Regions from separate parts of the Homo sapiens genome. Here all the other regions are linked to region 1. The links are chromatin loops, found by intact Hi-C in ENCODE. Cell type or tissue: GM12878. All regions are shown on one strand.

Region 1 (5,000 bases):
TATATTCGTATGTATAGTCATATGTATATTCGTATGTATAGTCATATGTATATTCGTATATATAGAGTCATATATGTTCGTATATATAGAGTCATATATATATTCTTATATATATATTCATATATAGTCATATATATTCATATATATATATTCATATGTAGTCATATATATTCATATATATACACATATATTCATATATACATATATTCATATATATTCATAGACATACATATTCATATATATATTCGTATATATTCATATATAGACATACATATTCATATATATACCAAGTCTCTTACACTACCCTGACAAGTTTTATTCTCTACTAATAAAGGTATCATGATGATAGGAATTTTATACTCCTTTTGGAAAAGAAGACAGCAAGTAAATTAGAATACTTTAACTTCATGACTTACGTTATTGTTCTTGTGTTTTCTGATTATATATGCGTATATATAGAAAGATTATGTAGATACTGTTTATTAAATTTATTCAAATACCTACTTACATTTATTACCATTATCTAATAGTTTTCTATTTTTATTCCTTTATGCATCTCCAACAATGCTTCTGAGAATCTCACCCTCTAATTAAGGATATCTTCATAATTTCCTGTTTTTATTTTTTAGAAGATGATTTTTATTTACTATTATTTTATAAAGATTCTGGAGGAAGTGTTGATTTTTAAGACAGAAGATACATTCAGTTAGGACATTGAATATCTTTCTTATTACCCGTGCTTGTCTCTTACAAAACATATTGAGAAGTATTTTTATGAGACTTTTAAATTGCTTTATTGTTACAAATGTGGCTTTTATTTTTTTATTTTTATTTTTTGCTTTAGGGGTTTTGCTGTTTTACTACAGTTTTTTAAAGCTTTACTTTCATTCATCTTGCTTGTGTTTCATTAAACATCTTGAATTTTTGGATTATTGGCCTTCATCAGTTTTTGAAAACCTTAGTCATTATTTCTTCAAATATTACTTCTCCTATTTTCTATATTTTCTGCTAGTAGGGCTATAATCGAACATTATTTTTAGTACTTCTCACTATATTCTCTATATCTTTTATCTTCTCTTGTTTCATTATTTTGAAACTCTCTCCTTTATTACAGATGGATTACTGTAAGTTCTCTCCCATGTTGGTAATTATCTCTTCAGTTCTGTGTAATACGCAGTTATATAAGGTTGGTGCACCGACCAAATACAAATATTGTATTATTTTTCTAGGACTGCAAACTGGGTATTTAGACACACAGGTAGCCTCAGGTATTTCTTGGCTTTTAGATGACTGTCTTCTCCCTGTGCTTTACATTGTTTTCCACTTATGGTTCTCTTTGTGTCCAAATCTTTCTTTTTTAAGGAATCCAGCAATATGTATCAGGGCCTATTCTAATGAGCACATTTTAACTTGACTGCCTTTGAAACGATACTGTTTTCACTAAATATCTCATTCTGAATACTGAGGAATAAGACTTCAACGTTTCTTTTTTTGGAGGATACAATGTATCTTATAACATCATTCATGGAGTTCTTAATTTTGGTTAATTTTTCTTTTTTTTTTTTTTTTTGGCCAGAGTTTCAATTCAGCTCTTTAAAAAGAAAAAAAGTGTAATTTCCTTTTTATAGTTTCCAGTTCTCAGCCAAAATTATTCATTTTTAACAGTTAATTTACTAAACATTTTAAGCATACTTGCTTTACAGTGTTAACAAAAAAAACCAAGAGATTTGTGGAGGAGTTTGTGAAAAATCTATGTATATTTTTGAGGGAAGTTAAGCACTTGTGTAACAGCTTAACGTATGTAGCATACATTCTACATTCACTTTGCAGTGGGATTTCAATATCAAAATAAGGGAGATTTTGGCTCAATATGTCATATGGTGAACTACTGGGCACAAAGGAGGTTTTTGCATATCCTCTATAAGCCAGTGGAAACTGGCTGGAGATTTGTGGCAGTTTATCATGAAAGAAAGTTTGTAAGGCTCATCCTTAGTCTATTGAAAGTTGTGGCAGGACTGCAAAGCAGGAGAAGGTATCAGAATGGTAAGGAGAAAAGCCTGCATTGGGTGGTCTTTAAGCAGGAAGCTACAAGTTTTTTAATTAGCAGGTTCCAGGTGGTCAGTCAGCCACCACCAGGTGTTCTGTCTGAGGTCAGTTGGGGAATTTTCAGCCGTAGCTGTTTTGACATGTTTTTGAGAAATCGGTTCTGCTTAATTACAGGAATAAAAACCTTGTGACAGGTAGTGACATGTATTTTCTTTGTGAGCCCAGGGATATATGACCAGCTTCTCACCCTGTCGTGGCCATTTGGTTCTGTTTTGTAGTTTCAGTATGTCTCTTTTTAGCCAGAGAGTTCATTGTGTTTGTCTGCTGAGGTGTGTTTTAACAATAGTCAGTATACTAATTTCAATACCAAGAGTCATTGTAGGTTAGTTTTCACTGACTTTCTTTTTTGATTGTTTTCATTTATATTCAATTTTTTCTTGTCTTTGGTTAACATTGTTTTGCCTAAATAATTTTGGAAACAAGGCTAACATTTTCTTTTTACTGAGGGAATTTTTATCTGATTATATAAGGTATTTGTTGGCACAAGCAATCAAGTGGGTGTATCCACGTAAATATAAACAAAAGGTAGACTATAAGAAAAAATGCATCATTATTAGATATAGAGAATACCACTAACTAATTTTAAGAGCATTAGTGAGACAAAAGATTTAACAATTTAAGACACATGAATTTCTGATAGTACATGGAATAAAAACTAATTAAACTAGAGAGAGCAATTGATAAATTTCCTTCTATTGTTGGATGTTTTACCATAACTTTTTCCATATAATGAGACCCTGTCTATATCCCCAAAACAAATAAATATAAAATAATTAAAAAAATAAAAGAGACAAAAAACCAATGGTTATAGAATATTTGGACACAATACACAGGCTTAATCTAATGCAATTATAAAATATGAATGGAGCTTATTAGAGACTACATGTTCTTCTCAAGGAAATCTAGAACATTTACAAAAATTAATCCTGCACTAGACCATTAAGCAAATCCCAACAAAGTTCAAAGAACAGTTTCATACAGATAGAGGTAATATTCAAAATATTTATCAACTGTTACACCATGGGGCTGATAAATTTCAAAAGATGACTGACCACTTAGATGAATGCTTGATTAATAATTATAAAGTAATACAGTCAGCTCTTGCATAACTGTGGCTTTCCCACCACAGATTTAACAAACCATAGATAGAAAATATTTTTTAAAAAGCAATTAAAATATATAGTATAACAATTATTTTCAAAGCATTTACATTGTATTAGATATAAGTAATCTAGAGATGATTTAAAGTATATGGGAGGATGTGTGTAAGTTATATGCAAATATGATGCCATTATGTGAGGGATTTGAGCATCCACAGATTTTGGTATCAGAGGGGGTCCTGGAACCAATTCCTCAGATACTGAGGGATGACTATACATCCTGTCATGTGATACTGGCTGAACGCCAGCCCTGAAAATAGGCTTAAGTTTTTTATTATTAAACAATTAAGATAAAAATAATAAAGAAAATTCATGTATATTTGGAAACTTACAAGCATGCTTTTAAATAACTCATGAGTCAAAGAAAAAAATGAGACTTAGAAATTACTTAGAACTGAAAGATAAAAGTTCTATATTAAAATTTGGTATGCAGAGGACATCTACTGTTGTTTATGATGGAATAGTAGGTGGTAGACACAATGATCTCTCTCCTTTTTCAAATTCTTTCTTCCCTTATTTTCTGAGAAAACGTTCTCAGGTTTCTTTTTTACTTCTGTTGCTGCTTTAGCACAGTCTTACTTTCCAGATCTTTCGCTGTATTGTCTAAATGTCGGAGTTCCCCACAGCTCAGTTCTTAAATCTCATCTCTTTTCCCTCACTATACTCTCCCCCTTGGTTATTTCATCCAGCCTCAAGGTAGTAAGTGTAATCTATGTGCTTAAGGCCACCAAATAAATACCACTAGCCAGCTCTTCTCCCCTGATCATCAGGACAAAATATCAACTGCCTGCTTGGTACCTTTGCATGAGTTGACTAACTAGAATTGTTTAAATCTACTACTTCTAAAACCTAACATTTCCTAAAATGAGCTTCTGATATTTAATTGCCAACCCTGTTACTCTAACAGTTTGTCAAACTCAGTAAATGGCAACAACATTCAGCCTGTAGCTCAGACCGAAATGTGGAGTGTTCTGATCTCCTCTCTTTCTTGCCATATTCTGTGGGTTTTATCTTCAAAATCTGTCCAGAATCCAATTTATTTTTTAACCCCTACTGCTACTACTCTTCTCTAATCTATCATTCCATGTATTGTAGATGATTGGAAGGGCTTCATATCTATTCTCCCTAACTTCTACTATTATCCCTTTTCATTTATGTTCAATTTAGCAGCTAAAGTGATCTAGTTAATCCTAGCTAAATAAATGTATTTTTTCCTTGAAGTCATGCAGTAATTGTCTAGGTACCTTGTTGAAAGCCAATATTGGCTGGGGGTGGTGGTTCACGCCTCTAATCCTAGTACTTTAGGAGGCTAAGGCAGGCAGATCGCTTAAGCCCAGGACCTTGAGATCAGCCTGGGCAACATGGTGAAACCCAGTCTCTACAAAAACTACAAAAATTAGCCAAGCATGGGAGCTCACAACTGTAGTCCTAGGCTCGCTTGAGCCTGGGAAGTTGAGGTTGAGGTTGCAGTGAGCCATGATTGTATCATTGCACTCCAGCCTGGGTGACAGAGCAAGACCCTCTCTCAAAAAATTAAATAAAATAAAATAAATAAAAGTTTCAAATGAATATCCTATAGCTCACCCTCTCATCTTTTTTAGGTCTTCATTCAAATATCAACCCAAAAGTTGGCTGTCTGTCTACACTATTGAAAATGGCATTTCTTCCCTTATCATGACATCACCTTTGGCCTTCCTTGCTCTCTAGTTTTCTCATGAGCCCATTAACAAGATT
Region 2 (5,000 bases), 180 kb before region 1:
TAGGGATTGTAAATGCACCAATCAGCACCCTGTCAAAAGGGACCAATCAGCTCTCTGTAAAATGGACCAATCAGCTCTCTGTAAAATGGACCAATCAGCAGGATATGGGTGGGGCCAGATAAGGAATAAAAGCAGGCTGCCAGAGCCAGCAAAAGCAACGTGCTGAAGTCCTCTTCCTCACCGTGGAAGCTTTGTTCTTTTGTTCTTTGCAATAAATCTTGCTGCTGCTCACTCTTTGGGTCCGCACTGCCTCTATGAGCTATAACACTCACTGCAAAGGTCTGCAGCTTCACTCCTAAGGCCAGGGAGACCACAAACCCACCCGGAGGAATGAACAATTCCCGACGCAACGCCTTAAGAGCCTTAACACTGACTGAGAAGGTCTGCAGCTTCACTCCTGAAGCCAGCGAGACCACAGACCCACCAGAAGGAAGAAACTCCAAACATGTCCGAACATCAGAAGGAACAAACTACAGACACACCATCTTTAAAAACTGTAACACTCATCGCAAGGGTCCACGGCTTCATTCTTGAAGTCAGTGCAACCAAGAACCCAACGATTTTAGACACAATGGGAGAAATATTTCATCATAGTCACTGATGTTGCTCGTACTCAAGAAGGCATCATATAGGCTGTACAGAGCAGGAGGTAGGAGTGTTGGAGAAGTTCTTAGAATTCTGCCTTCCACAGGCACAGGGGAAGATTTGTAATATTACTTTGCAATAACATGTATGCAAAAGGGCATTTATGGACATTTTTATAATTTTCCATAGTAAGAAATGAAAGCAAATTAAGGAAGGCCATATTTATAAGAACTAGTGAAAAGTGACAGACACAAAAATAAGAGCTAGAAAGTACAAGAAAACTAAATAGGTTTAAATTTGGAAGAAGCAGAGAATGATTCCTTATTTTTTAACAATAGAAGCCAGTGCATAATGTAAAATAATCTTTTTTTCTTACTTTAAGAAATTTTTTTAAAAATTATTGTAAAATGACAATTTGTAATTCTATAAGTCTATGTGAAATTGTTTTTCTTTTGCTTGCATCTACACTTATTATTCTTATTCTGTGACATCCTACTGGTATGGCTAACATCTGGAACTCCACAGACAGAAATGGAAATGATTGAAGAAATTAGGAATTGATAACTGACCTTCAGTTAAATTGCCACAGCTCCTTAAAGCGTTTTTGCACCCACGTTTCTAGCGTGTTTATGTCGGTCTCCAATAATTGAAGAGGTAAACTTCAGACCCACAACACTTAGGCTTGCTTCTTTCCTCTCAAAGAATCACTCTAAAATTAGTAAAAAAAAACTTCTGCGGGCCGGGCGTGGGGGCTTACGCCTGTAATCCTAGCTCTTTGGGAGGCTGAGGCTGGCGGATCATGAGGTCAGGAGATCGAGACTATCCTGGCTAACACGGTGAAACCCCGTCGCTACGAAAAATACAAAAAATTAGCCGGGCGTGGTGGCGGGCACCTATAGTACCAGCTACTCGGGAGGCTGAGGTAGGAGAATGGCATGAACCCGGGAGGCGGACCTTGCAGTGACCCGAGATTGCGCCACTGCACTCCAGCCTGGGCGACAGAGCGAGACTGCATCTAAAAAAAAAAAAAAAAAAAAAAAAAACTTTTGCTTCTGGGAAGATGAATTAGACATAGCTTTTCCTATTCCTTCTCTTAAGTGCAACTAGAAATTTGAAAATTATGTGTCTGAAAATCATGAGTCTGAAATGTAGGGAGAAGGTGGACAACTAGCTAGGGACCTCAGGAACCAAGGAATAGGTGAGTTCCCTGGTTTATTTTATTTTATTTTATTTGCATTGTATAAACAAGACTTGGAGCTGACAAACTAGAAAACCCAAAAACTAGAAAGCCCAGAAACATCAGATATGATGAGCACAGATAAACAAACAGAAAAGTCCAACTAAACCCTTTTCTCTTTGTAGCCAAAGGGCAAGGACAGGTAAAGCTAGGAAGAGAGAAACCTTTAGACAATAATTGCTCTCTTGCATCTAAATAAGATTTTAAAAATAATGTAGACGATATTCACCCAAATCAGAGAAGGCTGAATGGGGAACCTGTACTTTCAGCATTTTCAAGTGATTGTGAAGCACCTCAACTATGTCCCAAAGTACTATGAAAAAATGCTGTGTAGGGAGCTGGAATTTTCCTCTCCACTAGGTGGAAATGAGTCTCCCTACACTCAAGTGTCAATACAAATCATACGGAGAACTTAGATTTCACTTCCGCTGGAGATAATGAGGTACCACTACTTTTTCCTACTGAAGATATTACTGGGAATTCTGCATTGGGATAGACCCTTTAACTGAGGAGGTCAATGGAGCTGAAGCTCTGGGCCACCAATCTCAGTTCTTGTGATAGTTAGCAAAGAATTGCAAACACTAAAACGCAAGCTCAAAGCAAAGTTTATTGAAGCACAGTAATACACCCTCAGAGGGAGAGTGGACAGATTTCCCCGAAGTGAAATTAGCCCCTCTTTACAAAACCCAGGGGACTTTTATGGGGGTTTTCTGGGGAAGAGTTGTGGTTTGGGCTGTGTCTGAGTGACAGGATGATGGCATTTGATTGGCAGTTTATGGTTATATAGCTAAAATTAAACTGTGCACATTCATACCCATAATTTGTTAAGAAAAGCCCACAGGCAGGAGGTAAAACCACATGTAAATTGATTATAATGATGGTAAATGAGCTTAGGGTGAACTTGAGGACACAGTTCTATGTTACTTGACCTGTGCCATTTTAAGAGATTTTCCCTAGTTTTTCGTTCTCCGTGATGTGCTGGCCACAGACTTTACCAGGAACTTCATCCATTAGTGTGGAGTTAGGGCAGTTCTGGGACTCTCCTTAAGTGGGCTGGCCATGGTCTGCCTTAGTGACAGCCTTTTTTGCCCTCTTCTCTTACCCTGTGCTAATGTCTATCTAACTACCAAACAGAGTGGTATAAGAGGAAGTCTAGTGGAAAGTCAAGACTTTCACTACCACCCAGTGGTAATGAGACCCCTTCTTCCTGTTGTCAGTGGAGGTAATTTTAGCAACAACAATGAGACATTCCATATGAGTGGTGGCCTACTAAGGAATAAGAACTCCCCTCTCACTCATCCATAACCAGGAGGCACAACTCCTCAGGGTCAACAGTGATGAAACAGTGAAGCAGGCTTCTGACACCACCTGGCAGTAATGAGATGGTGGCCCTCTGACTTCTGCCAGAGCAGTGTCAGAAAAAGCCAACTAAAATAGAACTATGAATCAGATCCAGAGTCTTACAAATTAGTACCCCAAATGTCTAGGTTTCAGTAGGAAGCTGCTCATCATTCCAACAACCAGGAAGACAACAGACTGAATGAAAAATGTAACCACAGACACTAATCCTCATAAGATAGATATGTTAGAACTATATGACAAAGATTTTTTTTTTTAAGATGGAGTCTTGCTTTGTTGCCTAGGCTAGAGTGCAGTGGCACAATCTCGGCTCACTGCAACCTCCGCCTCCCGGATTCAAGCGATTCTCCTGCCTCAGCCTCCCAGGTAGCTGGATTACAGGTGTCTGCCACCACGCCCAGCTAATTTTTTGAATTTATTATTATTATTATTATTAGAGGTGGGGTTTCACTGTATTAGCCAGGATAGTCTCGATCTCCTGACTTTGTGATCCGCTCACGGCCTCCCAAAAGTTCTGGGGTTATAGGCGTGAGCCACCACACCCGGTCTATGACAAGGATTTTAATGTAGCAATGATAAAGATATTTCAGTAACCAAGTATGAACATACTTGAAACAAATAGTTTTTCTAAAGTCCCAGCAAAGCAATAGAAAGTCTCAGCAAAGAAATGGAAAATGTAAAAAAATAACCAACGGAAATTCTGGAATTAAAAAATATAAAAACCAAAATAAAAAACTCAATGGATTGACTCAGTAGCATAGTGTAGGAGACAAAGGAAAAAATAATCAGTGAACTTAAAGATAGAGTAATAAAATTATACAATCTAAGCAACACAGAGTAAATAAACCAAAACAAAAAACAACAAAAACACCCAGATCCTTAGGCATCTGTGAGACTACCACAAAAGACCTAACATTTATGTCATTTGAGTCTTTGACAGAAAAGGAAAACCAAGTGGAGCTGAAAAAGTTTTTGAGAAAATAACAGTGGAAAATGGCACATTTGACAAATGACATAAACTAATTCAAGAAGCTGAGCAAACCCCAAACAAGATAAAGCTAAAGAAATCCACACCAAGACAAATCAAAGTCAAACTTCTGCAAAACTAAAGATGAAGAAAGAATCTGGGAAACAATGAGAGGAAAACAACATTTATCTATAAAGGAAAAACAATTTGTTTGGCAATGGACATAACATTAGAAACGATGAGGGCAAGAAGAAAGCAACACGATATATATCATGAGATGAAAGAAAAGAACTGTCAACCCAGAATCCTTTGTCAAGTGAAAATATCTTTCAAGAATTAAGGGAACATCAAAACATTTTCAGATGAAGGAAACCTAAGAAAATTTGTAGCAACCACAGCTTCCATAAAAGAATAACTATAGGAAAGTCTGGAAAAAAGAAAGAAAATGCTAAAGGAAACAATATTGAAACATCAGAAAGGAAGAAAGGACATGGTACAAAAAAGTAAAAGTCAATAAAATTGACTTTCCTTTTCCTATTGAGTGTTCTAAATTATGTTTGAGGATAGAAGCAAACATTATAACTGTCTAACGTGATTCTAAATGTCCACAGGATAAAGAAATATTTACGACGTTATATCTCACATAAGGGAAGGTAAAGTGATGTAATGGGAAGTACAATTTCTATAGTTCTTTACAACTAGTGAAATGATAATATCAGTGCAATCTATTGATGCTTTGTATATATAATGTAATGGCTAGAGCAAGCAGTAAAAAGCTATACAGGCCAGGTGTGGTGGCTCATGCCTTTAATCCCAGTATTTTGGGAGACTGAGGCAAGAGGATCACTGGAG
Region 3 (5,000 bases), 440 kb before region 1:
AGCTAGGAGTGGTTTAAATGCTCCCTTTGTGTGTGGGCATTGGCTGAGTTTAGCCCAGTTCTGATTTTCACCATGACAGAGCAGTACTGAGTTCAGGGCAATGAGTTCAGCAGCACTGGGTTCCACAATCACTGTACTGTGTCTCCCCAGAGAACACATATTCTCCACGCCATGGAGGCCACTGCTTGAGGATGGGGGAGGAGTAGTATAAGCAGTTCAATACTGTCTTTTTTACCATCTTCAGTGCTTCTTGGTGATATGAAGTAAAACCAGGTAATGTGATTGCTCACCTGATTTTTGGTTCTTATGAAGGTGCTTTCTTTGTGTAGATGTTAAATTGCTGTTCCTGCAGGGGAAGGGAGGAAACTGGTGAAGGCTTCTATTTAGCCATGTTGGTCTGCCCCATCTGGAATGTTCTCTAGAATATTTAAACTTTAGGTTGTTGTCTACTGAGGCCTGATCTTTGTGCTTTATTATGAGGTCATTCCAAATAACAGCTGAAAAAAGAGATGTCACCTGTAATCTATCTTGTTACCTGAGGTTTCAATCTGATCTCCTTATAAGGCTTCCTCTTCCCAGTCTCCACTTGTTCTCATTTCAGCTTAGGTACACAAATAAAGTGGTTATTTCAACCCACAAGGATCCAAGTTATGACACTCTTGCTTATTTAGATTTTAGGCTACAAAAAATGAAAAGAAAAAAAAAAGTAAGAGGGCCAGGTGCAGTGGCTCATGCCTGTAATCCCAGCACTTTGGGAGCCCAAGGCGGGCAGATCACGAGGTCAACATGGTGAAACCCCATCTCTACTAAAAAAAAAAAACTCAGCCTGGCATGGTGGTGCATACCTGTAGTCCCAGCTACTTTGGAGGCTGAGGCAGGGGAATTGCTTGAACCTGGGAGGTGGAGGTTGCAGTGAGCCAAGATCGCATCACTGCACTCCAGCCTGGCAGCCTGGTGACAGAGCAAGACTCTGTCTCAAAAAAAAAAAAAAAAAAAAGAGTAAGAATTATGAATTGAAGATACTGGTGAGTCTTAGGCATTTAGAGAATTAGCATATTGAAGGAAACAACCTGGAGAGATAGGAGTAGTGGTTGGTGAGGAGGATGTTTCCATTGAGTTCTTAAATAAATAGCACTTATTGGTAATTAACAAGCATAGATCATAGCACTTATTGGTAATTAGCAAGCATAATATGATCATGTGAGTTTCTGAGGTATGTAGAGAACCATACATTGAAGAAGAGGACAAGCAGCTGAGAGGCCAGGACTGAAAGTCATCAGTGTGGATAATGAAATTACCAAGGATTTTGATGAGAGTGGTTGTGGAGAAATTATCATTAAGTCAGTCTCAGGGAATAAGTAGGGAGACTAACGAGTCTAAAAAAGGTTATAATTAGGGAGAAAGTTAGTGAGTACAACAAGAAGGGTTTGGAGAACCAAAGCCATAAAATTTTGGGGAAGTGGGAGGGAGAAAGAGCTTAGAAATGACTAGCAGGCCCTGTGACAGTTCTTGAGAAGTCAGATGGACACCTACTCCATGTCTAGGCCTTTGCAGGAAGAATGTAATAAAGAAAACAGCCACCACTTAAGAGAACATTAGGGAAAGCAGTATCCTTAGTACAGAGCCAGTTTCAATTAGTGAAAAATATTAATGAGAATGTCGAGACTAAAGATGTAGGAAGTTTCACCAAAACTGACCATGAGTTTCAATGAATTACCATGCATGGGTTCCAGGATATATATAGGGGTGTTATATAACTGAATGAAATTTGAGAGTGATGGTAACACATTTGGGGTTTAAATCCTAGAAACTCATTATGCAAACATAAGAAACTAGAAAGATTTGTATAACACTCTCTATTTCACAGAAATATATTCTAGAATGTGCAAGTGATTACTTGTTTGGGAATAATTGGATTTGGGAATATAATGATTTGATTGATGGTATTTTGCTTAACTGAGATTATCTACTTATAAATTAACCAACATTTAAATAATTAGCATACAATAAAATAGAATCATCAAAACTCTTTTAAGAATATTTTAATATTTTTATTCTATGTAAATCCATTGCTTTTCAGTTGATATTTTATATCCTAATTATTTGTGCATATTTTTAATGCAGAAGGGATAAGATGGGAGGGTGAGATTGACTCTACATTGATTAATAAATATAAGAAATAATTTTCTGAGAGAGAATGAGGGTTGTGTGTGTGTGTGTGTGAGAGAGAGAGAATGTGGGTGTGTGTGTGTGAGAGAGAGAGAGAGACAGAGAGAAAGAAAGAGAGAAGAGAGAGAGAGAGAGACAGAGACAGACACAGAAAGGAAAGTGGAAGAGATACCTTCAGGATGTTTTTGATTACTGAGCTAAGCAAGCAGTGAGTCACTTTTAGTAACAGAAAAGAGAAAGCTGGCAGCTACTGAATAGAGTCAGCTGGTTAGGTCAGTCAGTCAGAGAAAGAGAGGACGTCTAACAATAGCTGCCTATGTTACATGGCATTTGAAATTACTGAGATAAGAGGCCTTGGCAAATTACACCTTGGTTGCTTTATTTATTGATGGAAATAAAATATTTTATAGGAAGTAAATTGATAGTGAGAGTTTGGTATTCATTACTTTTAAAAAGGATAGACATGTCTTAGTGATCCAAGCTTAATTCACATCAAATGTGAGAATAAATAACTTCTGAACATATTATAAATAAAAAGTGAAGCCTAAGTGATGTTAGTTATTGTGATAGCTCAGACCAAATTGTACATAATTGTCATGAAGAAAGAAATTAATGTGTCAAATTATACTTCAATTTTGAAAAGCTCTTCAATGCTTTACCAAGATGCGTTTGAATAGTAATATCAGTTTTTCTGTGAAGTAATAGGTTAATCATTCAAAAAGGGAAACTTGAGCAGAGAAAAGGAAAAATTACAGACAGTGACAGACATGATTCAAACTGAAGTCCATTAAATGCCAACCCAGTGTTCTTTTAAAATTTTTTAAAAAGTATAAAAAATAACAAATTTTAAATAACTACTGCTTATGTACCTGGTGGTTTCAGAAAGTAATGAAATGAAGAAATTATGATTAAGAGAAACTTTGCATTTATTATGTAAACGTGAAAGATACGCATAAAGTATAGCTTTGGGTATATGCCACCAATTTCTGAGCCTTTACAGAAATTTGTGTGTCAAATATGCTTGTTTTTCATTATCTCCAACTTTTGCAGGTATTAAATTTCACGTACCTCTGATCTAAGTTATTTGTCACATGTGCATCTAATTTTCAACAAGAAAAGATTATTTTGATATATCAAAATGATCATTATATTTTTCCTTGTGTATTCATATTTTGTGCCTTTACAGCCACTTCAGTAGGAAATCAGGAATTATATATGCTGTTAGATCTGCTATATTTAATTCCAATATTTTAAAATATATAAATAACTTAAAATCATAAAACTACTAAAAAATGAAGAAAATGTTAAAATCTTGCAGTTTTATGCTTTTAATACATTAACCGAGATTCACAAATATAATTGTATATATTAACTATAAAAAGTATAATACAAATGAATGGGAAAAATCTCGAGAAAGAATCAAAAACAACTATTATATTTTTATTCATTTACTACATAATGATTCTACACATCCTATGTGACAGACTTACTGTACTTGGTGCCCTGGAGCATATGAAGATGGATTAGATGCTGATCCCTTCCTTCTAGGTGCATAAATTCCAATAAAGTAAATAATTCATAAGATAAATAAGCATAAGCTTGTTAGATAAGGAGCCATACATCAGAAAGTGATAGATAAAATGTTACAGGCATTTTGAAAAAAAAGGCATAGTTTCTTCTGGGGAATCTGGAGAGGCTTTTTGGAATATTTGGCATGAAGATGCTTATCAAAGGTTAGATAGTTTTTGGAGTTGAAGACAGTATCAAAGAGTGAGAGTTAACCCACCAACAAAGAGATGATAAAGCGAGTTAATTAAAATGCTGGGAACAGAAAAATAAGCTGAGTGGGAGAATCAGAGATGTGAAACAGAAAAAAAAACAAGGTTGGAAAATCGTTGGACTTTGTTCTGTAGGTGATGAGAATCTTTGAAGATTTTAAACAAGGCTGTGAGACAATAAGAGCTGTACATCAAGATTAGTTCTGTAAATATGGAATACTTTCCTAAGTGGGGCATTATTTTTGAAAATTTTAAAAGTAAAAAGAAGGAATTTAAATAAATAATAGATAGATTAGATGGAGAGATAGATAGTTTATATCTCCTTACCTGCAGCAGAAGCCACTGAGTCACAAAGTTCTAGGAACATTTAAAAATTAATCAAGAAAAATTGTTGGAGAGTGAATGAAGACTAGGCAGAGATTGGGCAAGCCCTATAAGTCTGCAGTCTTAGCAGGAAGAACCCACTTTATTCTGTGTTTCATCTCTGGAATTTCCAGCAGGTTCTCATAGTAAATCTCTGAGAAAGATTCCTTCTTGGTTCTAGCAGGTGGAGGGGAAGAGTAATCATGGCTAAAAACACTTAGAATATTCTCCACAACAAGACTTAGTTTCCAGTAGAAAAGACCTTATAAGAGTTGCGTCACAGGTCTGGGATAAAGGCATTCCTGCCGCTAATAGATACTCTAGGTTTTCTGTCACACCTAAGATAAGGTGTTAGGAAGGAAGCTATACCACAGGGGACACATTTATGAAGGTCACAGGCCAGAGACACAAGCACACTAAAAGATTAAGGTTAATTATGCATTATTTAGTTTGCTGTTTTTGTGTTAATTTGCTTAGAATAATGGGCCCCAGCTGCATCCATGTTGCTGCAAATGACATGATTTGATTCTTTTCTATGGCTGCATGGTATTCCATAGTGTATATGTATCACATTTTCTTTTTCCATTCCACCACTGATGATCACCAACATTGATTCCATGGCTTTACTATTGTGAATAGTGTTGTGATGACATGAGTGTGCATGTCTTTTTGGTGAAATGATTTGTTTTC

Evidence for each region. A loop is a pair of places that touch in the nucleus more often than their neighbours do. Peaks named below come from ENCODE experiments on the same cell type or tissue, not always from the same donor. Only the 100,000 strongest peaks of a DNase experiment are listed, where the experiment ranks them.
Region 2: it touches region 1 in a loop (12-fold over the local background); 1 of 110 quality-filtered maps calls a loop at or near these places.
Region 3: a loop joins it to region 1, with 2.3 times the contacts of the local background. A loop is called at or near these places in 1 of 110 quality-filtered maps.

Annotation. Positions count from the first base shown.
Region 1 is chr4:166,659,658-166,664,657 of GRCh38, reverse strand. No RefSeq gene overlaps it. Among named protein-coding and RNA genes, the nearest start is that of SPOCK3, 570 kb to the left of the region's middle. RefSeq lists an enhancer at 2,111-2,170. In GM12878, no CTCF peak of the experiment used is centred here; a DNase peak (open chromatin) is centred at 2,327; H3K27ac peaks cover 2,595 bases.
Region 2 is chr4:166,837,400-166,842,399 of GRCh38, reverse strand. All of the region lies in intron 6 of SPOCK3 (SPARC (osteonectin), cwcv and kazal like domains proteoglycan 3), which reads left to right. Among named protein-coding and RNA genes, the nearest start is that of SPOCK3, 390 kb to the left of the region's middle. RefSeq lists an enhancer at 2,451-2,750. In GM12878, no CTCF peak of the experiment used is centred here; DNase peaks (open chromatin) are centred at 2,579 and 2,929; H3K4me3 peaks cover 381 bases; H3K27ac peaks cover 1,703 bases.
Region 3 is chr4:167,097,711-167,102,710 of GRCh38, reverse strand. The region is part of intron 2 of SPOCK3 (SPARC (osteonectin), cwcv and kazal like domains proteoglycan 3); the gene reads left to right. Among named protein-coding and RNA genes, the nearest start is that of SPOCK3, 130 kb to the left of the region's middle. In GM12878, no CTCF peak of the experiment used is centred here; a DNase peak (open chromatin) is centred at 2,380.